7 separate regions of the Homo sapiens genome follow, and regions 1, 3, 4, 5, 6 and 7 are each linked to region 2. A link is a loop called in an ENCODE intact Hi-C map of the cell type or tissue named here. Cell type or tissue: heart right ventricle. All regions are shown on one strand. Region 1 overlaps FRMD4A (FERM domain containing 4A). Region 2 overlaps FRMD4A (FERM domain containing 4A). Region 3 overlaps FRMD4A (FERM domain containing 4A). Region 4 overlaps FRMD4A (FERM domain containing 4A). Region 5 has its middle 42 kb from the start of MIR1265. Region 6 holds the start of FRMD4A-AS2 (FRMD4A antisense RNA 2). Region 7 overlaps FRMD4A (FERM domain containing 4A).

Region 1 (4,000 bases), 170 kb before region 2:
ATGAATGCCCTTGAATGTTTCATGGTTTTATAATGATCAGTGGTTCACCCATCACTGCTGCTTCTAGAAAGGAAATATGGACCAGTGGCTAGAATGAACATCCATGTGTTAGGAATTTGAGGAGAGTCCTTTTCCTAACCTGCAAAGCAGTCCTAACCTAATGCTCTAACACTGGCTGTCTGGAGACCACAGAGCCAGGCCTGCAATGACCTATAGATACTGAATTTCTCACACACTCTATAAGAAAACATGTGAGCTAATATATAAGAACACCTACCAACCTAGAATAGGGTTTGTAATTACGTAGAACGCTTTGTGTGTTTTCTTCTTTATAGAAAATATGCTTTTGAAACAGAACTTCTAGAATAATCATTTTGAAAATGCATCTCTATCAGCTGTCCACATGATTAGTTATAGTGACATCAATGATCCATTCTCCTAATAAAGGACAATTCCTCTAAAATGAGATTGGGTTTTCAATGATTCGTTTTTATCTTCACAAACAGCTCATACAACCAGTCTTGGACTGATGGATTCTACCATGACCCAACCAAACGTTTCCACATGTGGAAAGTTGGGCTTTGATTCTCAATTTGCTATTTTTGCTGTTCCCCTTTCATCATTTCGTTATGGCAATGTATGTTTTAAAGAGCGATGCCCTGCATATTATTTAGTGCCTACATATGGTGTGGGCTTGGCCTTTTCTCTGATTATCTACAACATATGTGGTTGAAAAAAAAAAAAAAAAAAAAAGAGGCTTGCACCAAGGAAGAACAATTAGTAAATTCATTAAATTTCTCTGTCAAGTCTGCACATTTGTTTGTTTTAGTTTTTTTCAGGCATTCATTAAGGCTGTAGGTGCCTGTCAGTAAAGGAAGATGTGTTTGCATTTCTACTGGTGTGCTTCCATTTCACTCACCCTGTCGTTTGCAACAGTACTTTCTTAAATTGACACGGAAACATATTTTTGCAATAGGATGGAAAGCAAAACTCTCACTTCTTACATTTTCAAATTGTTCTTCCTTGATGTGGACAGTATTTGCAAACAACCTAACAGCTCAATTTTTACTTTGTTCATGAAATATTCTTGAATCTGACATGACATAAGGGATATTTTCATTCTCCTTGAAAGCACTTTTCTTTGTTTCAGTGAGTAAATAATACTTTGTTTGGAGGTTTACAATTAGCTGCCAGTTTTTGCATCAGCCACCAGTAATTTGGGTTCTGTCTCTCCCGCCATATGCTAATCTACCACCAAAGCACTGTGGGAATCAACTGAGAATTTGAGCTTTTGATCAAGAGCCAACTACCTTTGAACACTGAGGGCTTCTAAAGGTCTACTTAGATGGAGCTCAGGAATAGTAATCCCACTGGAAGGAGAACAGCCAGGGTTTTACTTAATTTGTATTTGTTTGGGAGTCTCTTGTGGTGGAGCTGGTGGAGATGATCAGGAATCGAATTGCTCTGCTATTCCCTTGAAAAAATGCATATTTCACTAAATAGAGAGTCTATTTTCTTACCATTCTCAAAAGGTTCTAGTCTTCACAAACGCTTGCCTTTTCAAAATTTCATCATGTAAGAGACAAGTTTTGACACTAAAAAAACCATATATATGCATATCTTTTTGAAATGTTCAGAGTATATTTCCAAATGCATTTTATTATTTTTGATTCTCAATACCCCTGGGGGGCAAGTACTGTCATCTTCATTTTTATAAATAATGGTATCATAACGAGGCTCAGAGAAGTTAGTGGCTGGTCTCCTCTGGGGAGAGATCTCAACAGCCACACTTTAGACATTTGTTCTGGGGCAATGATCAGCTACAGAAGAAATGGTGTATTCGGAGTAGTCTCTTTCAATAAAGTCATTTGGAAGAAGATGGCTAGTAGCAGCTGTGGAAGCCAAGTGGCTAAATTCCTCCGCTTCTCCATTAATTAAATGAAGATTCATTCATTCATTCATTCATTCATTCATTCATTCATTCGTGTGTTTTTGTTCATTTATCTAACAAATAACTAATGAACACCCTCTATGTACCAGACATTGAGCAAAGTTCTGGAGGTAGAATGGTAAATTCATTCATTCATTCATTCATGTCTTTGTTCATTCATCTAACAAATAATTAATGAACACCCTCTATGTGCTAGACATTGAGCTAAGTCCTGGAGATGAAATGGTAAACAAAAAAAATATGATTCCATATTCTTATAAAGGTGGAAATCTAACATCATTTACTCAGCAGCATTAATATAATGATTAGACAAATTCAAGTCAAATTAAAATTGGAGGTCAATGCTTTGAGGACAAGGCACCTGGTAACCTAAGAGGGACCTTGCCTTTTCTGTGATGTTGAAGAAAGCTACTTGAGGAGGCACTATTTGGTCAGAGGTCTTAAAGATAAGTAGGAATTAACTAGGCTGAGGTGGTGGGAGGTGAATGGGCAGAAGTCACATTTGGTATCAAACCAAAGTTGCTATGGCAGATGGGAGGACAAGAGCTCTGAACCATCAGGTGGCCTTATTTAATAAGCATCGTGTGTTTAAAATCATTTACAATGATGTTGCCTATACAGCTTGGCCACTGGCCCTCTCTACTAAGCACTGTCATACCCACCACTGGCCCTTTTGAAAACCAGCTGGCCTATTTTGGAAGCCTCACCGCCCAGCCTCAGATGGAAATTTTCTTCATTCTCAAGGGTATGAGCTCATCACCACACCAGATGGGTTTCCAGTGAATGATTGTCCTGCAGTCTGATTATTTTCATGTCGTGTTAACTCCCTTTGAAAAATGGAAAGAGGATATGGGGTTGTCTTTCTCATCTTTGTAAGTTGGCGGAGAATTTCCTAGTTGTGGCCACATCCTCTACAGATTGAGAGAGAGCATACCGTTTGGAAGGAGAGATAAATTCTGGCTAAGGGTCCACTTACAGTCATGTTTTAACTGTGCTCAATCCATTTTTATTATAGGGGTCATCAATTAAGGTAACTTTAGCTTCTGCAGTGGATAACTTGGAAATTTCAGTGATTTAACACAAGAGAAATCTATTTCTAACTCATAAAAAGTTAAACATGCTCTGGTAGGTACACAGCCTTCCATAGGATCATTCGATGTCATCTTGTGACTCTGCCCTGCCCTCCTCTGGGTTCAGTGTCCCCTTCACTTAAAAAAAAGGAGGGCAGAGAATGGAAGAGCTCTGGTGAGAGATTTTTATGGGTCAGACCAAGAAGTGGGGCTCCTCTTCTTCTCATTGGCCAGAACTTGGTCACATGACCACACACCCAACTACCACACAGACTGGGAAGTGCAGGTAGGTGGGCTGCCGGTCAACCCATCCCAGACAGTCAGCTTAGCATGGCGTTAGGAGCATGTGCCCTGAAGTCCATGAATTATATATAAGTCCTTACTCCAAGAGGGTAAGTCTGAGGACAAATCGCTTCCCCTTCGGAGTCCAAATCCTCTCATCTATAAAATGGCAATAGCCTTATTTGCCACATAGTGTTATCCTCAGGAATGAATGAGACTATATATATAAAGTACTTAGACCAAACCTGAGAAATAGTACATGTCCAATCAATGTTCAGTCACAGTTATCAATTTACTCCCTGGCTACAAAATCAAAGCAAATCTCGAGATGCCTGAGCTTTCTGTGTCACCTGAGAAATGATGAATAGAGAACAATATTCCTTAACGTCTCAAAAAATTAAAGCGTCTGTTTCCAAAATAAGTGTACGATTGTTACTATTATCATAACTGTGGTGAGTTTCCTTTCAGTTTCCAGGGGAAATTCAATGAAGGCTTTTGACAAACAATTTTGTCAGGAAACAAGCTGCCGCCAAAGATTCCAGGCAGGCAATTGTTGGTGTCTTGGGTAGCAGGTACTTCCTGGGGCTCACAGCAGAGTGAAGTTCACAGAGATAGTGGTTCCTAGAAATCTAAACAGCCCTGTATTCTCTCTTCCCTCTGATCCCGGATCCAAAGGCGGGGGCTGCCCCTCCTACAC
Region 2 (4,000 bases):
ATCTTAAACAGCTCCCTATCCATCTCTTACTCTCCATACACAGCCTAATAGTAATTAGGGCTTCCATAAACCTCTCCTGGACTCAAGATCTCCTTGTTCATCTCTGCGTCTGGCCTTGACCCCTTCCAAACTCCCCTATATGAAGACACTGAGCATCTTTCTAGAATTCTCATCTGATCCTTGCTCATAATTTTTTTCCAGCTTCCCATTATCCTCAGAAAAGGACATCTTTAGCGTGACTTGCATGATGTGACTTCTGCTTAACTGTCCAGCCTCACCTCTTCCCACTCCCCTCACCACACAACACACACACACACACACACACACACACACACACATTATAAGCAGCCAGCAGCGGTCAATATATGACCAAGAGCACCTTGAACTGCAAACCATTGTTTAGTGCTATAAGGCTTGGGAACAATGTCTCTCTGATATTGTTCACCAGGCAAGCTTTAGAAATAGGTCAAGAAAAAAATATAAGGAAAATATACACAACCCAAGGAAGTCTGCGTCATGTGTGTGTGTGTGTGTGTGTGTGTGTGTGTGGTCTTTTCATAGGCACAACTTTGTGCTCAGAATGAAGCCTACATGTCTGGATTATTCTTTAATTACATTTTCTTCTACCAAGTGTCCTGTAGTTCTGATCATCTCAACTCCTTGTAAGAAAATAAACAGAGATTAGATTTGCCTCTTCAGAATTTGAGTTTCACAGACAATAAACTGAAGCAAGCAGCAAAAAAATAAGAGAGGAGAAGTCCGATCGGGGAGGAAGGATTTTACAGCCAAGTCCACAGGCCGGATTCTTGGTATCTTCCCTGGCTGATGGAGACAGCAGCTGCTACTTCCTGTCACTCGCAATAACAATGATGGCATGGATCTAAAATGAGGTTCCTGCTAACCAGAACTTGCTATATTTCAGCTAGGTGTCCCAGTTAAGATTTTAGAGGCATTGAGATTCTAAGCATCAGAGGCTTGGCTGCAGAAACTCACAGCTTATTGCTTTCATTATCATGGCTCTTATTTGCCACCAAGAGTAGGCATTTTAAATGTGACATTTGTGTTCATTACAAAATGAAATCACTGGTCCATTTAATTAACACTTGCTGTAAATATTCAGTGATTCCCAAGTGCCCAGGGCTGGATGGGGAAGGGAAAGGGAGAGCAGGGAGAATGGAGGAGGAGACCTGGCTGATGTCATCTGGCTGGGCCCTTGCCATCTGACTAGGCAGTGTTCAGTCTATTGCAACCAGAGGCTTTCACTTGTCAAAGAAGGGGACGGGACTCCCCGAGGCTTTAGAGGCTGTTTAATATTTAATAAGCTCAAACACATAAACACAGAGCACCTATTTCGTTCTCCTTCAGACTCTCTGATAAAATATTCTCGGGTCGGGATCATCTGAGCTAGTTTGGGTGGGCTGTTGCTTGTGGAGTCAGGAAACCTCTTAGCAAGGTCTGCGCTCCATCTAGAGTGTTCCTTTAGACTCAAATAGATGCCCTAAGATTCAGTCCTGCTAAGTGTGCCCCCAAAACCCGTTTAAAATGTAGGTCTGATTATGATTCAGCTGTGGTGAGGCCAGCAGATGAGGAGAGGACAGACATTGAAAAGATTGTCACTCAGTTCCTGGGAGAAGGGGCCACACCATGCCACGCAGGGCCATGTGGGAGGCATTGGGGAGCCGGGAAACAATTGGGCAAGAGCATTTTTTGTGGTTTCTTTGGGGAGGAACGGGCAAGGCTGGGAGAGCAGGCTTGGGATTGGCTAGTTTAAATAATTTCAGCGGGCTCTGCAGCATGGGGGCTGCCCCCTAGTTGTCTGGTACGTGTCCCTAGGGTGGTGAGGGCAGGGAAATAGTGGCCCTGGGTGTGAGAGCCGAGAGGTGGTGGGAGGGGTGGACCCTGGATCCATGGTGACATGTGGAAGTCTTGGGGTCTGGAAATTGGCTAACCCTGGCACCAGCAGTCCCTCCAGGCCCAGCAAGGTCACAGACATCCAAGCATCATAAAGCCATGGTCAATACACAGCCAGACTCGGAACTGTCCATGCAGACCCTCTGAATCCGAGACATAGCCTTCATTTATTTCCCTGGTTACCCAGAGACCTGGAATGTTCTTTGTGAACCCTGGAAGCACTCCCTGCTCCATGCTGGTAGTTAAGGAAATGCAACATTGCCACCTACTGCTGAGGCTCTCCTGAAAATCAGAAAAAGAAGCCACTTTTTTTTTTTTTCTTTTTTTTTGAGACAGATCTGCCTGCCTCGGCCTCCCAAAGTGCTGGGATTACAGGCATGCCCGGCCAAAAACTATGCCCGGCCAAAAACTATGCCCAGCCAAAAACTGGATTAAAAAAAAAAAAGAAGAAGAGGCTGGCCTGTAACCTGAGTACTTTGGGAGGTCAGGGTAGGATAATTACTTGAGCTCAGGAGTTCAAGACCAGCCTGGGCAACATAGTGAGACCCCATCTCGACAGAAAATAAAAAATTAGTCAGCATGGTGGCTTATATCTGTAGTCCCAGCTATCTGGGAGGCTTAGACAGACAGGTCACTTGATCCCAGGAGGTCGAGGCTGCAGTGAACTGTGGTTGCACACTGCACTCCAGCCTGAGTGACAGAGCAAGACCCCATCTCAAAAAGAAAAAAAAGAAAAAAAAATTTTGACTTTGAATCCAAACCCTCAGCCCTCCCCATCTTCCCAGGAGGCTCTTGTCCCTGGTGCCACCGGTGTGCACCATGCCTCTCTGGGCGTGCGGGTGGAGAGGTCTGAGCTCTGTTTCTCTGCAGGCGTTTTTGACTCAGCCGTTCCCTGGCAGGGAGGGAAAGCTCAGGATGAGCTCCATACCCTCCCCTAACAGAACAATGATATGACAGGCCCGGAGCTCACGGGGTTTTCCAGGCTGTCGTCTTGGTGATAAAAGTTAACAGGAAACTGCTTTCCACTTCCGTCGAGAGGAGGTGATTTTTTTTCTCTTCATCTCAGAATATGCGTGTTATTTCCTGTACCTTCTCTGCCCCTTTTATGGCTAGACAACAGAGAGCTTGGTGGAAATGAAGGCAGTCACAGAGATGTAGAATTTGCCACCTCAATTCAGTTTTCCATCATATGAGAGTGGAAACGAAAAGGGAAGCGTTATATTTTCTTAATATACTATTCAGGAGAAAATTGGGGTGGAAGAGGCAGGATGTCTTTACTCTTTACTTTTTAAGAACTAAAGCAAATGAGATTCTTTTAAGAAACATATGGCATTACTTTGAAAATTAAGTTATTTCAGACCTTATATGAATTTAGACTCAAAATCATCATTAGAGCACAAAGGCCACCGTCAACTTCAGGAGGCTTCTGTTAATATTCTGGTGTTAGGATTGCTTTCTCTCTTCCTTGCCTCCCCTTTCTCTCCCTTTCCTCGCTTTTCCTTCTTTTCCTTCCTTTAGTTTCTTTTATTATTCTGCCTACCCTTTGCCAGAGGCCCTTTGCAAAGGATGTAGATTTATTTATTTATTTTTGAGACGGAGTTTCGCTTTTGTTGCCCAGGCTGGAGTGCAATGGCATGATCTCAGCTGACTGCAACCTCCGCCTCCCAGGTTCAAGCGATTCTCCTGCCTCAGCCTCCCAAGTAGCTGGGATTACGGGTGTCCGCCACCACGCCTGGCTAATTTTTTGTATTTTTAGTAGAGACAGGCTTTCACCATGTTGGCCAGGCTGGTCTCGAACTCCTGACCTCAGTTGATCCACACATCTTGGCCTCCCAAAGTGCTGGGATTACAGGCATGAGCTACGATATAGATTTATTTTTTGAAAATCAAATCATTAAAAAGTCAGGAAACAACAGGTGCCGGAGAGGATGTGGAGAAATAGGAACACTTTTACACTGTTGGTGGGACTGTAAACTAGTTCAACCATTGTGGAAGACAGTGTGGCGATTCCTCAAGGATCTAGAATTAGAAATACCATTTGACCCAGCCATCCCATTACTGGGTATATACCTGAAGGATTATAAATCAT
Region 3 (4,000 bases), 310 kb before region 2:
AATTCAGCAGGTGGCTTAGTCAGTTCAGGCTGCTATAACAAAATATCTTGGATTGGGTAGTTTATAAGCAACAGAAATTGATCGCTCACAGTTTTGGAGGCTGGGAAGTTCAAGATCAAGGCAACAGCAGATCTGGTGTCTGGTGAGGGCCCGTTTCTCACAGATTGTCCCTTCTATGTGCCCTCACATGACAGAAGGGACAAACAGGTTCCCTCCAGCCTGTTTTATAAGGACACTAATCCCATTCGTGAAGATTCCACTTTCATGATCTAATCAGCCCCGAAAGTCTCACTTCTTAATACCCACGTGTTGGGAATTAGATTTCAACATATGAATTTTGGAGGGGAACAACCTGATCACAGCAGAAGGCTTGGTGCCTTTTTTTCCCCAAGAACAGGATGGCGAGGGTTATTTTTACAGCCTCTCACAACTGGGCACATATGATCCAAATTCAGAGCATTACTGTAGCATTCCAGTTTTCCACTTGCGCTCCTTATGTCTTCCTGTTCATCTTCTGGTTTTATTGATTCGTGGACAGTGAGTGCTCTGGCCATTTCTATTGGTGTGGACTTGCCCTGGAAAGGGACTCCCACCCTCTGGAAGAGGCCTCAGCATGATTAAACTCTGGAGAAGTGGGTCGTGTTTTGGAAAGCATGTTAGCTATGCTTATTTATATGCCACATCATATATGGGCTAAAACCAGCACATGTGGTCTTTGTTTCATTGCTTCCTATTGAACGTGGATTCGATCCAGCGTGCTGGAGAGGAATGATGATTTTGGAGAAATGGATGCAGTGAGCAACACTGGCCCACAGGCTGCAAAGTGCTAAGGTTGAGAGTGCGTTTAGAAGTGCGTATGTAAAATAATTCAAACTGCAGTATCCCGGCGAGGTGCTTCGGCTCTTTATGCATTGTTATATTAATAGCTTATGTCCCCACGGATAGTTCAAGCCTTCCAATTCAATCGACAACTGTAAATTACAATAAAAATGGCATCAAATCAGTGAGTGGCCCAGTGCCAAGTGACAGTGCCATTTTTGCAATGGGGCACATCTATTCTGAGCATGAAAGTGATGGCTAGCAGGAAGCACCCAGGCAGTCCCATGCAGAATCTTTTAAAACTTGAACTCGTTCCTGGGGAGAGAAACATTTACTCTGAAGAGCTGGTGGGGAGAAGTGTCATGAGCTGAATGGCCAGTGGTCTCCTGAGTGAAAAAAATAAATCTTAGAGTTTTATTTCGGCCTCATTTAGTTATTAAAATCATTGGTTTCTTTGTCTTGGTTTCCCCTTAACTATCACAGCGTTAAAACTCACCCTTCAGAGTCAATTCACATCAATAAGAGACTCAAAATCTTCAGTTCCTTCATGTTCATACACACACATGCACATGTGTACACACACACAGATATACATCCATGCATATGGATGTATGGATCTCTTGGTTCCCCCCCACACTCTTGGTTGACACACACCCACATACATACACATGGGCACACACAAGCATACACATTCATACACAGGCATAGATATACATACATGCACATATGTCCACACATGCACACTTGGCATGCATACACACACATGGGCCAATGGCAGTAGCCACTGCAAATCTTCAGTGCATCTTTCTGGGGGGCTGCAGAGGTATTAATTACACCTCTAACCTGAGCAATCTACTTCTCCAGCTCTTGCAAAGAACCTGGACAGAACAGAGTCACCAAAGATCACTCTTGCCAACTGCATGCCCAATAGAGAGAGGCAAGGTGGTTTCTGAAGCAGACAGGATTTTTCCAGCAGGGCCACATGGAGCCATGCAGGGCTCACTGAATCAGTACCATGCCCACCTCTCTCTTGCAGTTTTCTGTTTGGGTGTTGGAGGAACAGCATGGGTGACCCTGGGTAGAAGCTGCTCTGCGTTTGAAAGGAGACTACAGCCTTTGCATTCACAGTGAGAGGAGACTGGCCCACACCAGGGTTGGGAAGCAGGATAGCAGGATAGCGGCACATCATTACATTTCCATTCTAATTACCACTTGCTTCAGTTCTGTGATCGTCCCCCAGGGGGTCTCGTTAACACGGTTTTGATGCCTTCCATGTTGACTGGGGCTCCTGCACAGGCCTCATCATTCCACGCACCCTTTCTCTATACCAAGCCCTTAACATCTGCCCAGGATGGGCAACGCGCCATGTCGTCTGGCATTTGGGTTCAACCGAAGGGGAATCAAAGGGAACAGTCCTTGGTTCTTTTGAACCAGACTGTCAGATCAGAAGCCCAGAGCTGTCAGAAGTTGCTCACCTGAGCTGCTCCTTCCAGAAGCTTCCCCCGGGCAGGGGCTTTGTTAATGTGTTCTGCTCTGATGGGTCGAATTTCATTGTCCTTGCCACGGCCTTTTCGGCAAAAGCCTCCATCCTCCTGCTCCATTATCATTTGACAAGGCAAGTCACTGGTGAAAGCTGTTGTCTTTTAAAAAAGCATCTTCTTCCCAGCTATGGTTTCTTTCCCAGATAAATTCACTAGGTGGCAGTGAACAGTGAGGGAAAGAGGGCTGCTTTTGAAAAGAAATTCAAAGGCAAGCAGAATTAAACATTCTAGGATATCTAATTGTGGGTCGTAAACTTCCTTCTAAGAGTCATGGGCTGTGACATTTGTAACTAATAAGAGACAAACTGCAGCTTTAAGCAGGATATCTAGTCTCTATTAAATGATGAAATGCCATCTGCTCTTAGCACTCTGCTGATAATTTTATTCATAATATGGTTGAAATCAAAGACATTTGTTTATTGTCCATAAACATATTTTCTTTGCAGAAAATAGTGCATACAAGCAGGTCCCACTCATCCCGTCAAAGCCTTTATTATGTATGAGTGGGTGTGAGCATTGTGAGTGTGTGTTTTCTTTAGATGGCAAGTGAACCTCATGATTATGTCAAGGATTTAAGTGTCATTATTCTTTGATTAATTTCTCCATATAACCACCATCTCCCTTTCTCAACCAGGAAGAACCCTTTTTCTTCCTTTTAAACTCAATGTTTTCCTAGCAGGTAAAGCCTAGGATCCTATATTACTTCTGCTTTGGGAAGACTCTAAAATTTCGAATTTATTAAAAGACACTAAAATCTTAGTGCACACACTTCCAATTAGTTTATTTATGTGCTGCCTGGTTTTTAACCTAAATGCACTTTGTTCAGAGGGGAAGAAAACAATCATAAATAAACTGAAAAGTCAGTTTCCAGAAACTGCTGAGCCGTGCAGGCAGCCTGCAAATACCCACCTTGCTGGGATCAGGAAGGCAGGCACAGTCATTCCACGGCCTCTGTACCTCCCCTCTCTCATGTGATCCCCGTCCGTGCCCCCTACCCTGGCCTTGGCCTTGGATCCTTAGCAGAAGTGATGCAGGGAGCTCTAGTTCCAGCTGAATGCTCTTGGGCACAGCAGCATCACTGGGCCAATCATATTGACTTTACACTTCAGTCCTCATGACTGGACTGCTCCGCATTCCTGGCTGTTTCTCTATACCTAGGTCTCTGCTGTCCCCTAGGCCTGAGTCCCATTCTGGAGAGCAGTTGACCTCATCTAGTCCTATCTTGCTGTGGCCAGAGTCTCCAAGGCCTAAAGTCCCACCTTTATATCCCAGCCTGGTCCCGAGACCCACCTATTTGATGACAGACTCCCTCCTCGAGTGCCAGCCACATGCCTGTGAATTGCTGAGTATCACCATCTCCAGGGCCCCAATAGTGTCCTCCACTAAGTGGGTCACCACGATGTATCCCTTCGATGAGGATCACCCCTGCAAACTCCAGCTTTCTCTGATGTCTATACTCAATGAACACTGATGGAAGGTTACTATGTGCTAGACTCCGAGCTGGGCACTGAAGACACAGTGGAAGTAAGACACAGTCCCTGACATCAGAGGGATTACAGCTACCTCCAGTTTCTCATTTTGCCCTTGTGTGTTCTCCCAAGGCCAGCAACAGAGTCCATTCCCAGCCCTGCCTCACTGGG
Region 4 (4,000 bases), 100 kb before region 2:
GAGAAAGACTTTACCCAGAAACAAGTCGGCTTTTGCTAAGTGGAGGCTCTTGCCAGCATCCCCTTTTATTTTATCACCGTGTTTTGACAATTCATGAAAAAAAATGTGTCTAAGAGCAAATTGAGCTCCTCAAGCAATAAACATTTAGACATACCCTGTGAATTGAGTTATTGTTCTTGGTGGGGAATCTTCCCAGAGTTTGTTTCTCTTTTTTGGAAAGACAACGTGTCAGCCCGTTTTCCTACCCCGGGTCTCTCGCAATGGAAGTCTCCCTCTCCCAGTCATTGTCGCGAAGCCTTGACAATAGCCACATGCCTCGGTTATCCTGCAGCAACTTCCATTGAAGAGTTGAGGGGAGATTAAAATTCAATACAATTGGACTAGATCGAGGGGTAAGAGCTGTGCCTTCAGCCAAGGGAGCTGCTGTCTCCGGGCTCTCAGGGTAGGAGAGGGCCTCGAGCGGTGGCTTTGGGTGGGTTTTGTGGGGGAGCCAGGGGTCCCCCGCTTGGGGACCTCCGTGCTGGGCATCCCGCACGCTTTGGACGCGCGCAGCCTCACCGGGAGCGAACTTTGTCTCGCCTGCGGGTGCCACGGAGAGGGGCTGGGAAGCCGAGCCAGCTCTGGCGGCGACTGGGGGCGTCCCTGGCTTTCTGGGGGGGCGGGGGCGCGCATTGTTGTCCAGGATCGGGCGGCGGGCGGTGGCGGCGGCGGTGGCGCGCGGTGGCCGCCTAGCACCCGACCTAGCAGCGCGCCGGGGACTGGCTCGGGGCGCGCTGGGCGCACCATGCGGCGGGCCGGGCGCGGGCGAGGGGCGGGCCGGCGGCGGGGCTCACTGGCGCCGGGCCAGGCTCGGCGCGAGAGGCGCGAGCGGGCTATGGGCTGACGCCGAGGGCCCGCGGCGGGGGCGGCGGCGGGGACGGGGCGGGGGCTCGCCAGCTGCGGGCGCCAAGGCCGCCTAGTAGGCCAAGGGCCTTCGCCCGGGCGAATGGGACGCCCGTTCCGGGGTACCAGCCGCTTGCAGCCAGAAGTTCCTCGGATCCCTTGGAAGCGCAAAAAATAAAAGGTAATGTGTCTTTGTTTCCCGGTCGCGGTGGCAGGGAGGCGACTGACGGCAGCCCTTCGCCTTCCGTGTTTTCACGCTGGGCCGGGGAAAAGGGACGCGCCGCTGCTTCTTTACTGGGGGCCTGGAGTCGTTTATTTCGCGTATGTTACAGTTTTTAAATGCAAATCCCACGTGGGGCACATACTGTGCTTTCTTCTGCAACCCTCCCCTCGGCACACACACACCTACTTTCCTTGGGCACCTCAGTCCCACGCTGTCTGAATCTACCCGGGGAGATAGGAAAGGACATGGCTTTAGGCAGAGCTGTGTAGGCTTTTTTTAAAACCATTTTCTGAGAGTGCCAGGGGAGCCCTTTCCTTTGGGTGCAGGACAGGGCGTTTCAGACAAGGGTGGCGGGGGCCAGCAGCCGATCGCCGGTGCCCGGGGCTGCTAAGATGGACTGCTTTTTACGTTCCAAATGGCTGCAGCAAGTTTGATGCAGAGAAAACGGACGCTCGGAAGGGGAGGAGAACAGAAGGGAACCCCCTTTAGTACGTGCTCATTTAAAATTGGCTAAATGCAGTGCTTCTATATTGGAGGCAGCTGCTCAAATGTTGGTGCACGTTGAATTCAGAAAAGATTCCCGGTGCTGCACCGAGAAAGCTGCGTGGGCTGCCTGTGCGTAACGAGCGACTTGGTGCCTTTTTCTCCAGTACCCTGTTAGCAGAGTAACTGTTCGTACATTCAGGCGTATTCTGCGAAATTTCCAAGGGATGGCTGTGCTAATAATAGCTCTGGCGACGGCTTCTTAATAGACATCCTCATTCTGAACGATGCAGCCATGCCAGCCCCCCGGGAAGTGCAGCTTGCTGAGAAACGAGAACCAATGCCCGCAAAGGACTCCCTGACCCCACCATGAATGGATGCGGCTCTGGCTCCCCTATGAATGGAGCATCCCAGTGGAGACGCTGCTACTGCTGTTTCTGGCTTCTTTCAGTTCGAATCCTCCTCACAGATAGTGATGAAAGGGGTTGCTCTGAAAACCTAGACAGGCACATTTCTAAGTCTGAGCTGGTCAGTGGTGACAGCCTGTTCTATCGGGAATACATCTGCCTGGACCTGATTGAGGGTTCAGCTGCTGGTACCCCCCTTCCACCTCTGCATCCGTAAGTCGTCCTTTTCCAACAGCATCACTGATCTGTGGGAAAGCACCGCTCAGAGAGCCCGGGACAAACTGCTGACTTCATCCTGGGAAGCCACTGCTGACCCTGGGGAAGTACCTTAGGAACTGGATACAGTAACCTGTCCCTTAGACTTCATGAAACTTAGCTGGGTATGCCGTCCTTCAAATGTGCAGCAAAGTGCTTTTGCATTGGGGGCAGCAGTCAGGGAGAGGAAGACACATTTCATTGTTTTGTTTTTGGTCTTTAAATTGTATCAAGCCCATTCGTAGCATTAAGCCCCATTTATGTTTGAGTGTGACTTGGACTTGGACAGGGCCAGAAGACCAAAGCCTCAAATCAACAGAAATCTGGTTTGGTTCTCAAAGTGTTACTTGTCTCTTGCAACCTAGAAGGTTAGGAGATGATCCAGTTTGTACACTGTCTTCTGTTAGATCCATTCTGTTGCAAAGGAAGTTTGGGTTTATTTAGGGCACAGCAGGAATGAGGGTCGTGTGACAAATAGGTTTGAATCCACTTGGTCCTGAGAAGTTAAATAGCTGCAATTAATTTAATTGGAGGCAATATTTGGACATGCTTTGAAATCAACGCTATATTGTCCAGCCAGTGAATACAATGTTGCCTCCAGATAAGTTAGAAAGAAGTAATGACTGGTGTATGAAGTTGTGTGGGTAGAAGTAATGTTTTAGGGAGAAAAAATTAAATTCTTATTCTTTCATTAAAGGGGAATTGTTTTAGTAGGAATAAGGATCAGAAAATCTCTCCACCCTCTTTTGTTCTGACCAAGTGTGATCTGCCGCTGCTATTGCTATATTGTTTTTGGCACTTGTCTTGAACTAATTTTATTAATAAGACTTGTTATTTATGGCACGGGTTCTCTTTGTAATTTGCAGACATTGTTATCAAGTCCCCTGATAACCTGGCAGGTGGCTGGTGCCATTAGCATGATCTCGTCATTGGGGAAACTGAGACCCCTTGAGGTTCAGTGAGTTGCTGATTTCATAATCCATGAGAACAGCATCCCAGATGTGCACAGCTCTCGATGTTATTGTCACAGCGAAGTTATAGCCTGAGGTCAAAGGGAAAGACATCCAGTGACTCCTTGCTTGGTTCTGGAACTTGGGGAGAGAGCTCTGTGGAATAGCAGATATGCAAGAGTTGCCAAGGAAAGAGCTCTTGAGTCAACCTTAAGGAGTGGATGCAAAAAGTGAGATTGGTTTGTGATGTGAAAGAAAGGGATATGGAAGGTTCAGGAGATCTCATATTGAGGGGACTTGCCAGGCTACCTTTGTCTTTAAGTAAGTGTTGGGTGAGACTACCATCAAAGATCGTTACTGCCTTTACTGCATGAATATACCACTTGTGTTTACATTGTTTATGCTGGTGCGTGTGTGTTTGCATCCGCACGTGCGTGCAGCATGCTTGTAGTTCAATTCACGTGTCCAGCAAGCCATATACTTACCCCTCATAAGACTTGCGTTTAGCCTGACGCATCATACTGAATGAAAGTATAATGGAGCAATTTACAATCTAAAGCTTTGTTCTTAGATATTTTTGCATATTTTAAGAAAAGGAACAGTATAACTTTTGAAGAATTCCTAGTTCAATATGTCAAAATGAGAAATAGACATGCTAACAGTTAACCAGCTTTTGAAGTTCTTTTAAACTACTCTCCACAGAGTATTAGAATGTCTGAGTCCAGTGTCAGGAGTAACTTCAATTCATATGTCTTATTTTTGGGGTAGCACCTGATATGATAACATTTGTGGCAGAATTT
Region 5 (4,000 bases), 690 kb before region 2:
TGGCGGAAGACTAGCTCAAAGGGAACTTTTCATAAAAGCTCTGTTGAAGAAAACAATCCCTTTTCTCTTTGACCCTTTCATAATTCCCCCCTGGTTTAGCACCTCCTGCTGGCACCCAAACCAGATGCTCTGATCACGGATAGGATCCCTGATAGGATAATCGGGGAGGGTGGGAGGGATCTTGTAAGTTTTGCCTCCATTTGGCCTTGAAGTTGTCTTTTTATATTCTTCTGATTCATGCTCAGCATATTATGAGACAGATAACACTGTCCTGTTAGCACTGAACACTTTCCAGATTTCATTTAACACGTTGGCAACGAAGATATCACCTGAGTCTTCCTCCTGTCCCATGCCCAGTAGTATAATCTCTCAGACAACACAGTGGCCTGCATTCTAGCAAGAGTGTTCATCATCAACAAGGGGCCCTGAATAATAGTAAGAAAATGGAAGATAATACAGGGTTAAAAAAGTGGGCTTGAGGGTCTGAGAAATCCGAGTTCCCCTATTGGGTAGCTACATGAACTTGGCTAATTACCTAGCTTCTGGGAACTTTGATTTCTTTATCTGTTAAACGGGGAGTCTCTCTCGTAAGCGTTTCCATGTAAGTCTCTTAGAACCAGGCCTTAAATATTCTAAATGCACAATAAATATTTGTGATTTGGTGGTTATTACTATGATCATTAATTCTAGAGAGTAATGGGAAGTTTTATTGTAATATTGTTTTGGGAATGATAACCAAAACAATATTTACTCCAGGTCTTTTCTGGTTGATACGGTTCCCCAAATCGAATTCAAGAGTCTCTCAGTGGTGTGTGATTGCAATTATGCAAAGAAGACTGCTGTGCCCCTTCAATCCGTCTTTCATACAATCACCTGTTAGTATTTAAAAAATGAAAATCTTATCACCTTACTCCCTGTCTTGTCCTCCAATGTCCTGAAAAAATGCCTCTTGATCTCCCTATGGGGGACCCTAAGGACATCCTGTCTTGGTCCTCCCTAGTTCCATGGTTCTCATTTGCCTTCAGGAGAGACCCCAGACTCCTTAGCTGGACTCTGGTCAGATGGGATGGGTCAGTTACAGTAGAGCTTGCAGAGGTCAGGCCTCATGATAGTGAGTTCTTATGAGATCTGATGGTTTTTTGTTTTTGTTTTTTGAGACGAAGACTTGCTCTGTCACCAGGCTAGAGTGCAGTGGTGCCATCTTGGGTCACTGCAACCTCTGCCCCTGGGTTGAAGTGATTCTCCTGCCTCAGCCTCCTGAGTAGCTGGGACTACAGGTATGCGCCATCACACCCAGCTAATTTTTTTTTTGTTTGTATTTTTAGTAGAGACAGGTTTTCATCATGTTGGCCAGGCTGGTCTTGAACTCCTTACCTCAAGTGATCTGCCCACCTCGACCTCCGAAAGTGCTGGGATTACAGGCATGAGCCGCCACACCTGGCCAAGATCTGATGGTTTTTTATAAGTGTCTGTTGTTTCTCTGCTTGCACTTCTCTCTCCTGCCTCCATGTAAAGAAGGTGCTTGCTTCTCCTTCACCTTCTGCCATGACTGTAGGATTCCTGAGGCCTCCTCAGCCAGGTGGAACTGAGAGTCAATTAAACCTCTTTCCTTTATAAATTATCCACTCTTGGATAGTATCTTTATAGCAGTGTGAAAACAGACTAATACAGCACCTATTCCAGGGTTGAAGATTTAATAGGCTCCCCACCTCTTTTTTTTTCTTTTCTTTCTTTCTTTTTTTTTTTTTTTTTGAGATGGGGCCTGTCTTTCACCCAGAGCAGAGTGGAGTGCAGTGGTGTGATCACAGCTCATTCCAGCCTCGAAATCTCCTCCTCAAGTGATCGTCCTGACTCAGCCTCCTGAGTAGCTGGGACTACAGGCACACGCTACCACACGCTTAACACATATTTTTTGGTTACTTAAGACTTTCCTTAATCTTGTTACAGCCTATATGTTGCCATTCCTATATTTCTTAAAGTTTTCTCAAAAGTGAAAGAAAACTTCTCCTTTTAGGCATTTAAATAGAGGTTTTTCTCAGAGGAACAGTGTTGTAAAAATCACAGATAAATAGAAAATGACCAGAGCAGATCGTGCTGCTGGATGACAGAAAAGTATCTCAACACTAGAGGTCCCTCTCTCCATAGCATCCAGTGGACCTGCCTGGGGATGGCTGCCAGCTTTGGTGGCTTCTGACTTGGAACAAAAAGTGAGGAGTGGAGGAAATTTGAACTAGCGGATTCTTTGTGGCTTTGCAAATTAAATCTCATACCTCAAGCCTGCCCTGCTGAGGCTCTGGCACAGACACACAAAAAGTACTATTTTCTTCTCCTGAATCCTAGTTCCAGTTTAATTTTATTCTATTTCGATCTGGTTCTTGAATTAGCCATGTGATTTTATTCAAATCTTTTTCTCTTATTCCCATCTGGGAAGCAATCTGGGTTGGGTTACTGGCTTTACTCTGCAATATCTGCAGAATATGAGCAAGTTATGGAGTCCCCCTGTCCCTCCGAGGGTCATGAGGGATATGGGAATACAAACTCGAGGGTTACTCAAGTTGCTGTGGCTCAGCTGTGACTTATCCGGGTCCGGCTTCACCCCTCCAGGGACAGGGCTCCTCCCAGCCATGAAGCACCTTTCATTATTCACACGCAACTAGCCAGTAAAAGAGACGAGAGACTCGGTGGGGTGTGCTATGTTTTCCACCAAGGGTCAATAACTGGCAAGAAAAGAAATCAGTCCAGGGACACAGGAAAAGAGTAAAGTTTGCTTTTGAAATGAGACACAGAACATTTCACTTGTGTTAGACAGTAAAGAATAGAAGGATGAAATGAGAACATAAAGTTTCAGTCTGTTGTCTTGCGGGTGATGGAGTAGGGAAGAAGGGGAGAGAAATGGGGCGGGTTCTCCCATGGCCTCCTTGTGGCTAAAGGCTTCATCGTTCGTGAACTCCTAGAAGAGGCATGGCAGAGCTCAGAACATGGCCTGTCTCTCCACCGTCCGCATCACAGGGGCCTCCATCCCCTCCCTTCCCCTGCACACACCTGCCCCTGGTTACTCTTCATCCGTGGTGCACTTAGATAGCTCGGGCCACTCTGCAGACCACAGAATGGAGATGAGGGCAGTGGCAGCCCTGGGGGGATTCACCAGACAATTTAATCAGAGCATTCCAGGGGCTAGAAGCAGAGGCATGAGCTTGGAGATTGGGGTATTCCCTTGGCCTTGGGAACGCCTCTCTCCATGAGGACTGTCATGGGGGGAGAAGGAACAGTTAAGGGCTGAGGGTAGGGCCCTGTCTGCCCAGGTTTAAGAGTGGTACGGGGTGTTCCCAAAGTCTCCATTCTCCCTTTGTTTGTCTTCCAGTTTCCTGTCTGGAGCTCCTTGGGTTAGAGCCTTCTCAAATTCAGGACGAGGATATCCCCTGACTAACCCAACCAAAGTTTCTTTTCTCATATCCAATGGCTACGTCCTTTAGGATTTTTGCCAAATCCTGTGGCTTTGCACTCGGCATAAACTGTGTGTAGCAAAGAAAATGTGAGGACCAGATGCTTGGTCAACAAATGCTGTCTTCTTTTTTTGTTTTTCTTTTTCTTTTTTTCTGAGAAGGCATCTCACTCTGTCGCCCAGGCCAAGCAGTCCTCCCATCTCAGCCTCCCAAGTAGCTGGCACATGCCCCATGCCACACCCAGCTGATTTTTAAATTTTTTGTAGAGATGGGGCCTCACTATGTTTCCCAGGCTGGTCTTGAACTCCTTAGCTCAAGTGATGCTCCCACCTTAGCCTCCAAAAGTGCTGGGATTATAAGCATGAGCCACTGCACCTGGCCCTGTCTTCTCATAGCGAGTTTGAACCTAGTTTGGAAGTGGCTTACAACTGTACAAGTTATCAGTGCAATTCAACATTCCTTACAGGTGCCTCAGCTCATTCCAAAGTGGATTACACAGAGAAAGAGATGACATCACACACATTTTAGGACCCTCACTGAGAGCTTTTGAATGGGTT
Region 6 (4,000 bases), 200 kb before region 2:
AGAGAAGCAGATCAATGGATATGTTGGCTAGTCATTACTTTAATCTCTTTACACTAAATCCTTTTTTTTTTTTTTTTTTTTTTTTTTGAGACAGAGTCTCACTCTATTGCCCAGGCTGGAGTGCAATGGCACAATCTTGGCACACTGCAACCTCTGCCACCGGGGGTCAAGCGATCCTCCTGCCTCAGCCTCCCAAGTAGCTGGGATTACAGGCATGCGCCACCATGCCTGGCTAATTTTTGTATTTTTAGTAGAGACAGGGTTTCACCATTTGGTCAAGCTGGTCTTGAACTCCTGACCTCAGGTGATCCGCGTGTCTTGGCCTCCCAAAGTGCTGGGATTACAGGTGCGAGCCACCATGCCTGGCCTACACTAGATCTTTATTAAATTAAATAATCAAATATCAACATAGTTATGCTGTATTTTCTCAACTCCCTGCTGAAATTATTTTACAAAGTTAAGATTTAATTCCTCTCTATTGAGGGCTGATGTTTAGTGTCATTTTGTTTTGAATGAGCAGCAACCTATTCTTGGCCTGGACTGGGGCTGGCCATGTGACCCGAGACTTAGGCAGGACATGGAGGTGGGTGGGCAGGACCCAAGGCCAGGCATGGGAGTTTGCTGGGGTCAGTGAGCCTGCAAGCCAACCCACAGACAGGCTAAAGACTCATGAATCCGGTTAGATGTGTCAAATATAGCTGGAGAATCAAGAAACAGGTGGAGACCAGAGAAATCAGAGGAGAAGAAACCAATTTAAAGCAAAGGTAGAAGCAAGTGTTTGTAGAAACCCCTTGAACCACTGGCATAGCTCCAGGCATGTCTAGGCATAGCCTGGGCTATAGGCAGAGATGAGGTGGTTAGGATGGTATCTTAGTATCATCTTGCTGAGAAAGCCAGCAGAAGAAACATCTATAAGCACGCTTCTGAGGCTTTTTCAAAATGACCATTGAAGATCTTGTTCCTTATGTTATTCAGTGCTTTTTATATATTCCACTCCGTTAATTCCTTTTAGAAGATAATAAGAAGTATGTGATTCAATGTACTTACCTTTTTACCTTTGCTGCCAGGAAACTCAAGCTAAAGTTGAGGCACAACCTCAGTAACTTGCTCATTCTGGATGTCTTTTCATACTTTTAACTTATTGTTTTCTTCTTTTTTTCTATTTTAGATTACCCTTAATTTTCTAGTTTACCCTCATATTCCATGTAAATATGTGCACATATTTTGTGCCTTTGCCAAGCAGCATGGAATCCTATAACCTTCTCTTCTGTGTGTGTTACTTTCTGTAAGGGAAACCAACACAATGGAAACGTAGCCCATTGAGAGTAAAAAATAGAACAAAGTATGCTACTTCCCTTCTCTTGGCAGAACGCATTGTCCCAACAGGTGTATCAAAAATGCTTCAAGGTAAGCCAAGACATGGGAACATTGTGCTCTGAGCAAGGTGGTTCTTTTTTCCCAGAAGGGAATGAATTCATTTGGAATGTTAGGCCCTGACAGAACAGAGCCACTCCATTCCACTCCATTGTGTCCTGGGAGTACACAGGGACTTGGTGCAGCCCCTAGAGGCAGTGGCAGTTTACAGGCATTCCTGGGAAGAACAGAGGGGGTCCCGTTGGAGGAAAGCAGGTGCACACTGTCCTGAATCTCCGCGCCTGATGCCCACCTTCATACAAGCTGCAGCTATGCCTGGGGGATGACAGTTCTGCAGAGTCCAAACTCACAAGGATAAGGGCTGGAAAAGAGGCTTTGCTGGTTTTCTGTTCCCACCAGGATGTTGGAAGCCTCCTTTTTGTCCTTTTCACTCTACGCTTCTTTTTTCTTTTCCTTTCTAAATGTTGCTGTCAGTGTACTCAGCTGAATGCTATCAGATACACAAATAACAATAGCTTCCTGGGAACGATTTGCTGCTGTGGGTCATGGGCCAGTGCCAAGAAGCCCAGGCACGCCAAGCACAGTGTTTTAGGAAAACCGCGGCTTTCAGAGAGCAGCTTCAGGATAATTGTTCAATTCCATTAGGGATTCTGGCTCCGAATGCACCTCGGAACCTGGCCCCAGTGTCTCCTCCAGGGGAACTTAGAGGTCCCCCACTCCATACCTTGGCTGGCTTTCTTTTTGATTTGTTTAATTTTCAAGAACCATCATTACTGGAATCTCGTATCTGATTGCGGTGTTCATGGAAAGAAAAATGGGAACAAGGGCTGAGAGACAGTGAGGCTTCCAGGGTGATCAGGTTGACTCGCAGAGGGAGAAATAACAGATTCCCAAATGCGGATTCTGGCACTTACACGTTTCTGAGTTTCCGATCTGGAGATCGGAGAGGTCACCGTCCTAGGGCTTGTCAGCCTCGCCAGCCTGCTGGGGCTCCCATTGTTCTGCTCAGAGTCCGGGAAGCAGATCCTGCTCCCTGATGACAGCTTCAGGCCGAGATGTTCCTGCAATGGAAGGTTTCCCGGGCAGGCTTTGCTTCCATCCTGGAGAGAGTTAACCAGGTCAGCCAGGGTCAAGGAGCAGATATCAAGTTACATATTTTCCTCCCTCATTTCCTAGCACACTCCCAGACATGCTCCACAAGGAAGGCCAGGAAGGAAGCATACCCGCCCAACAGACAAGACAGGCCAGGACCCTGGAAAGAAGAGGAAGGCACGTCTCTGGGCCTTCTCAGTCCTTACTTCCTCCTCCCTCCTTGTCCCACATTCCCCTCTGGATGGGTCTCACTCTCCAAGAAAATGGCCAGGAGCAAATCCAGGCAGAGAGGGAAGTTACTGAGACCCAGAAGCACAGCCAAGAATAGAAAGTACCTTTAATGAGCTCTTTCTATGTGCTTAATCTATGCAGCTGTTTTCTCCTCTGATCCTCAGAGCAGCCCTTTGAGGTTGGCTCTTATTCCTAACCCCACTTTCTAGAATAGGAAAACAGAGAATAGAGAGAGATTAAGTCATTTGTCCAGGGTTACGCAGCCAGCAGTGGCAGATCCAGGGTTTGAACCCAGGTAGTCTGACTTCAGAAAACTCTCCAGAGCGAATCTAAATGGGGGTCTAACCTAGAGTGAGACCCTTGGAATCCAAGCTGCTGAGAAAAGTGTCCCTTTAGAAAGGAACTCTAGGTCTGGTTGCCAGATTCAGCAAATGAAAATACAGGATGCCCAGTTACATCAAATTTCAATAAACAATGAATCATTCTTTCATCTAAGCATGTTCCATGGAGTTTGTCTGAAATTCAAATGTAACTGGGTGTCCTGTATTTTATCTGGCAACTCTTAACTATAGGGCCACTCCCATCTCTCTGCCCTCTGTCTTGTCTTCCTCTCATCATCAATAGGCTGTCTCCCTGCTTCCATTTCCCCTCTGATGCCCATCTCTGGAACAACTGAGCTGTACCTGTCCATGTATTCTTATTTAAAATCAATTATTGGCTGGGCGCGTTGGCTCACGCCTCTAATCCCAGCACTTTGGGAGGCCAAGGTGGGTGGATCACGAGGTCAAGAGATTGAGATCTTCTTGGCCAACATGGTGAAACCCCATCTCTACTAAAAATACAAAAATTAGTTGGGCGTGGTGGGAGGCTGAGTCAGGAGAATCGCTTGAACCCGGGAGGCGGAAGTTGCAGTGAGCCAAGATGGCGCCACTACACTCCAGCCTGGCGACAGAGCGAGGCGCCGTCTCAAAAAAAAGAAAAAAAAATCAATTACTAATGATCATCTAATATCACCTGAGCATCCATAATATGCCAGGGCTTCTTTGTTCAGAAGAATCAACATGGTAGCCTCTGGGCTGGTAGGTGTTAGGGTGCAACATAATCAAAAACACCAGGACCCCTGATACCCACTCAGAAGCAGGAGCCACTACCGCTAAGACGCAGTGTGGGATGGGAGGTGCCACTAGGGGGCTGGAAGACTGAGACCCCCCTCACCCCTGGTCAACCAGAGCTCTGCTTCTAAGATATTTCTTATGTCCCCACCAAATATTTCATTTGGGAAAAGATTTCCATAATTGACAAA
Region 7 (4,000 bases), 410 kb before region 2:
GTAAGATAGAAACAAGGAGCTTAAATGTAACCATAAATAATAATAATTATCATGTACTAAGCATTTAAAGATGAATGACAAGCCCTCTACTGAGTACTTTGAATGTAGTGTCTCATTTAAACCTCACAATAGCTCTGTAAGGCAGATGCTATTGTTATCTTCATATTTTATAGATGAGAAAACTGAGACTTAGAGCGGTCTCGCAGCTCATAAAATGCGGAGTTGGAATTTAACTCGGCCAGTTCTCTCTAGATGGAGAGCTGGAGTTTTGTAGGAAAGCTATAAGATAACGCACCGTGGATGGAGGAAGAGACAAATTCAAGGTAATCAGTACATGTGATGTCAATGAGATCCCAAAGTAATACTGAAATACTGATTTGTTCAACAAAACATATCTGTGATAAGAGGACAATGAGGGCAAAGTCAGAAAAGAGAGCAAGGAGGAAATGAGAGGAAACAAACTGCAAAACTCAAGGATCCAGGGAATCAGTCAAGTCTCCTGTGAAATTGGCTTGCTCCTCAAAGCCCTCACTTTCCCTGGGATGCAGCCTCCTGGCCCCCTGGACACTTCCTCTGCCTTTGCTTCCTCCTCCATGAAATTGCCTAGGCCCCTTCAGTAAACCTTGTTTCTATTCCGCCTGGCCAAGAACCATGTGCCGCTGCCTAGTAGCAATTGCATGGCAGTTGCCTCAACATCCCAGGTCTCTCCAGCCCGATGTCCCAATGAGGTCATGTGGGCGGGAACATCCCCATCACTCTCGCTCCAAGACTCTGTGCTGACACAAGGAACGCAGTCCTTGAGGAGATCTGTTCCTTAGTTATATCTGACAATCCCAAGTAAATGATCTATGAGCCCGAGCAGCTACTCCCCACTGGTATTGATTCCTTTGATTCGTGCCACCATCTCAGCTAATACGCTCTGGGAGAGTAGTTTGAAGGTCTGGGCAGGCCAGGAAACTGCAGGCATGTTTCCTACTAGGATGTGCTTTGCTGGATGGAGGATGAGCACTGGAAAGCACCACATTGGCCAGGTCTGTCCTGCGGACTCCCAGCTCACCAAAGAGCCAGAGCGGAAACTCCAGGCAAGCAGTTAGTGCTGGTATGACACATGGTCAGTGATGGTCAGTGATGAATAAGTAGAATATTCTGTCTCGTGGAAATTACTGTGGGATTTGTTTTTCAAGGGTTGCATAGATGATGTGCTCACTTTCTAGGATTTAATAATTATGGACAAACGTCTAGGCATTAGTGCGAAGTTGGCAATTTGAGTGCCAAAGTTTACATGTATGCTTGCATGTAGAACATGCAAGACAATTGAATGAAATAATAATTTAATAGTACAGTGGATTTGTCATAACTAGAGTGATCCTGGCCAGGCACGGTGGCTCACGCCTGTAATCCCAGCACTTTGGGAGGCAGAGGTGGGCGGATCACTTGGAGTCAGGAGTTCAAGTCCAGCCTGGTCAATGTGATGAAACCCCATCTCTGCTAAAAATACAAAAATTAGCTGGGCCTGATGGCGGACGCCTGTAATCCCAGCTACTCGGGAGGCTGAGGCAGGAGAATTGCTTGAACACGGGAGGAGGCTGCAGTGAGCTGAGATTGCACCACGAGCTAGACTCCATCTCAAAAAGTAAAATATAAAAAATAAAAAAACTAGAGTGATCGTATATCCTGCTTGTCCTGAACAATTTTGTTTTATGTGTTATACGCCAATATTATTATTCATATTGTCTCCTTTTGCCCTTAAAAGTTATCACGTGGTTCCCCTCGTCATAACACAATAAATGGGGTCCCGATTTGCCTGTATAAAATTGTATAAAATGTGGGGTTCCCTTATTGTGAGGTTAATGAATTGAACAACTGAGGTACCAGACCAGGGAGTTTCTGGGTTGAGCTGCTTGTCCCAGCCTTATTGTCGCGCCCCCTGGTGGCAGCTTTCTGAGCTGGCTTAAATATCCATCGGGATGTTTCTGGGTCTTCAGGCTGGCAGGGGTTTTGAGAACAGTGATAGCAATTCTAGGATTCACCCAATTCGTTGGTTTCCAATTCATGGAGACTGGCCTCAGACTATTGACATTGCATGGACCCTAGACAGGGTTGCCTGCCTTCCCCTGCCTGGCCTTGACCTCCCTTCTCTGTCATTCCTCCCCAGGGTAAGAAGTTTAGCCCAAACCATTTAGAGAACTACGACTGGACATAAAGATGGGAATGAATTGTCTAGCGCTTTATATTTGGATTCAAGCAATCACAGTTAACACTGGTAATCCCAATAATAGTTAACATTTATTGAATGATTTCTATGGGCTAGCAATTTACATTAAGAATGGCATTTCTAATCCAACACCAAACAATGTAAAGTACACTTTAGACTCTGTTGTAATAGATTTTTAGACAACCACATAGATGTCAGTGTTTATCCATATCTAGGAATTATGTAGAAAGTATTGTTTTGGTTTGGGCATTATTTTTGCTTAGAAATTATAAAAATATAAAAAGTATTTGTTTTTCTTGTGTAAAATCAAAGCCTTCAGGTTTTCATTTAAATTGAACATTAGCCTTTGATTTGAATAACTTATGCCCTTCAGGTGCCCTAAAGCTGTTGGATAACAGGAACATTTTAATGTTTTACAGCCTGTCTGGAACTCTTGCAGCTTGGGCTACTAGGTCCATGGGTGAAGGTCAGCCTGGCAGAGACTCTGGGATCAGTCCTTGGAGGGTGGGTCAAGTTTGAGTAGCTCAAGGTTGAGTTGAGCAGAATAGCTGGTCTTACCCAGCCTCAGCTCTCAGCCTTCTAGTAATGGGATTCCTGCCATATTTCCATGACTGCTGGTGCAAGGATGTGTGTGTGTGTGTGTGTGTGTGTATGTGTGTGCATGTGAGTATATATGTTTATGTGCACACCTGTGTGTTTATGGTCAAGCTGGAAGGGTTTTAGCATGGGAATCAGAATTTGTTTTTGCAGTCTCTGTCCATTTTAATTGACTTGCCTTATCTGGAAAAGCCTTTGTTCATGTCCTGCCTCCACTGATCTTTCTCAAAATCTCATGCAGAGACATAATAGCTGCTCTGTAAACATACTGAACAAAACTTTTCAGAGTGTCGTGAAGTCGTAAGGAACTACCAGGCTTAGATTCGTAGTTTGTATGTGTTCAATGTAAGTGAAGAACTGTGACAGGACATACAACAGGCACCTTCTCTATAACCTTTCCTGAGCTGTTTGCACGCAGGATGCCACAGTACACTGGATCCAAGGAGTTGCTACTATTAATTTTATCCTGGGCTCTGCCCTCAGAAAAGGAGCTGGTTTCATTTTGGTCTCTGAAGTCATGAATATTACCACCTTCCTGCTGGGAATCATGTAAGAAACTGATTAGCCCCAGCTTGATTCCCCCTGCAACGGGGGACGCCTGGAGAGCTCACTGCACGAAGAGTCAGACTTGATGTTCAAAACTGAGCAAGTTTATTTGTTATCCGAGGAGAGAATGGAATAAGTATGGGAACCTTAGGGAAATAATTTGTACAGGTAGTTTTCAGTCTCTAACTGCAGCCCGAGTTCCCTCTGCTATTTTCTGATGGCAACTGATTTTTTTTTTTTTTAATGAAAGAAAACACAGGGGAGACAATTTACTTTTGTCAGAAAGATATACTATCTCAGGCAGATGTGATTCCCTCCTAGGTATGGTTTTATTCTTTTTAAATTCCACCGAATTCCTAAAACAGATTCTGGAGCTTCGGTTTCTGGTTCTTGCCCCATTTCTAACTTACTGGATTATAACAGGTAATATCCTTAAACATGCTGAGCCTGTTTCCACTCAAGCAAAAATAAGAATTAGGACATCTAGCCTACATAAAAGGGAATGCCAAGGGAATCTGGTGGATTATTTTTGATGTTTGGGAGAAAGAAATAGCATCTACTACTACTACCAATTCTTATTGTTCTGTGTGAGCCTACCCTGAGAATAAGAATTGCTATTTCACTTTTAAGGAATGAAAGAAA

What was found. A loop is a pair of places that touch in the nucleus more often than their neighbours do. Peaks named below come from ENCODE experiments on the same cell type or tissue, not always from the same donor. Only the 100,000 strongest peaks of a DNase experiment are listed, where the experiment ranks them.
Region 1: it touches region 2 in a loop (3-fold over the local background); 35 of 110 quality-filtered maps call a loop at or near these places.
Region 3: it touches region 2 in a loop (16-fold over the local background); 93 of 110 quality-filtered maps call a loop at or near these places.
Region 4: it touches region 2 in a loop (2.7-fold over the local background); 27 of 110 quality-filtered maps call a loop at or near these places.
Region 5: it touches region 2 in a loop (8-fold over the local background); 54 of 110 quality-filtered maps call a loop at or near these places.
Region 6: a loop joins it to region 2, with 5 times the contacts of the local background. A loop is called at or near these places in 24 of 110 quality-filtered maps.
Region 7: it touches region 2 in a loop (4-fold over the local background); 30 of 110 quality-filtered maps call a loop at or near these places.

The regions. Positions count from the first base shown.
Region 1 is chr10:13,960,023-13,964,022 of GRCh38, reverse strand. The region is part of intron 2 of FRMD4A (FERM domain containing 4A); the gene reads left to right. Among named protein-coding and RNA genes, the nearest start is that of FRMD4A-AS2, 30 kb to the left of the region's middle. In heart right ventricle, no CTCF peak of the experiment used is centred here; no DNase peak of the experiment used is centred here; H3K27ac peaks cover 1,723 bases.
Region 2 is chr10:13,786,108-13,790,107 of GRCh38, reverse strand. The region is part of intron 5 of FRMD4A (FERM domain containing 4A); the gene reads left to right. Among named protein-coding and RNA genes, the nearest start is that of PRPF18, 200 kb to the right of the region's middle. RefSeq lists enhancers at 1,209-1,799, 2,615-2,664. In heart right ventricle, a CTCF peak has its summit at 2,181 (motif pointing left); DNase peaks (open chromatin) are centred at 813, 1,207 and 2,097; H3K27ac peaks cover 3,689 bases.
Region 3 is chr10:14,092,420-14,096,419 of GRCh38, reverse strand. The region is part of intron 2 of FRMD4A (FERM domain containing 4A); the gene reads left to right. Among named protein-coding and RNA genes, the nearest start is that of FRMD4A-AS3, 20 kb to the right of the region's middle. RefSeq lists an enhancer at 1,789-2,479. In heart right ventricle, a CTCF peak has its summit at 2,497 (motif pointing right); a DNase peak (open chromatin) is centred at 2,141.
Region 4 is chr10:13,888,687-13,892,686 of GRCh38, reverse strand. The region is part of intron 2 of FRMD4A (FERM domain containing 4A); the gene reads left to right. Among named protein-coding and RNA genes, the nearest start is that of FRMD4A-AS2, 100 kb to the left of the region's middle. In heart right ventricle, no CTCF peak of the experiment used is centred here; DNase peaks (open chromatin) are centred at 1,026 and 1,857; H3K4me3 peaks cover 3,242 bases; H3K27ac peaks cover 3,688 bases; H3K27me3 peaks cover 887 bases.
Region 5 is chr10:14,476,978-14,480,977 of GRCh38, reverse strand. No RefSeq gene overlaps it. Among named protein-coding and RNA genes, the nearest start is that of MIR1265, 42 kb to the right of the region's middle. In heart right ventricle, CTCF peaks have their summits at 1,918 and 2,124; a DNase peak (open chromatin) is centred at 2,167.
Region 6 is chr10:13,989,040-13,993,039 of GRCh38, reverse strand. The region is part of intron 2 of FRMD4A (FERM domain containing 4A); the gene reads left to right. It overlaps FRMD4A-AS2 (FRMD4A antisense RNA 2), which reads right to left and starts at 1,460. Exons shown (of 3, transcript NR_199003.1): 1 at 1,048-1,460. In heart right ventricle, no CTCF peak of the experiment used is centred here; DNase peaks (open chromatin) are centred at 1,959 and 2,439; H3K4me3 peaks cover 1,439 bases; H3K27ac peaks cover 3,912 bases.
Region 7 is chr10:14,195,031-14,199,030 of GRCh38, reverse strand. The region is part of intron 2 of FRMD4A (FERM domain containing 4A); the gene reads left to right. Among named protein-coding and RNA genes, the nearest start is that of FRMD4A-AS3, 120 kb to the right of the region's middle. In heart right ventricle, a CTCF peak has its summit at 1,923 (motif pointing left); a DNase peak (open chromatin) is centred at 1,930; H3K27me3 peaks cover 3,200 bases.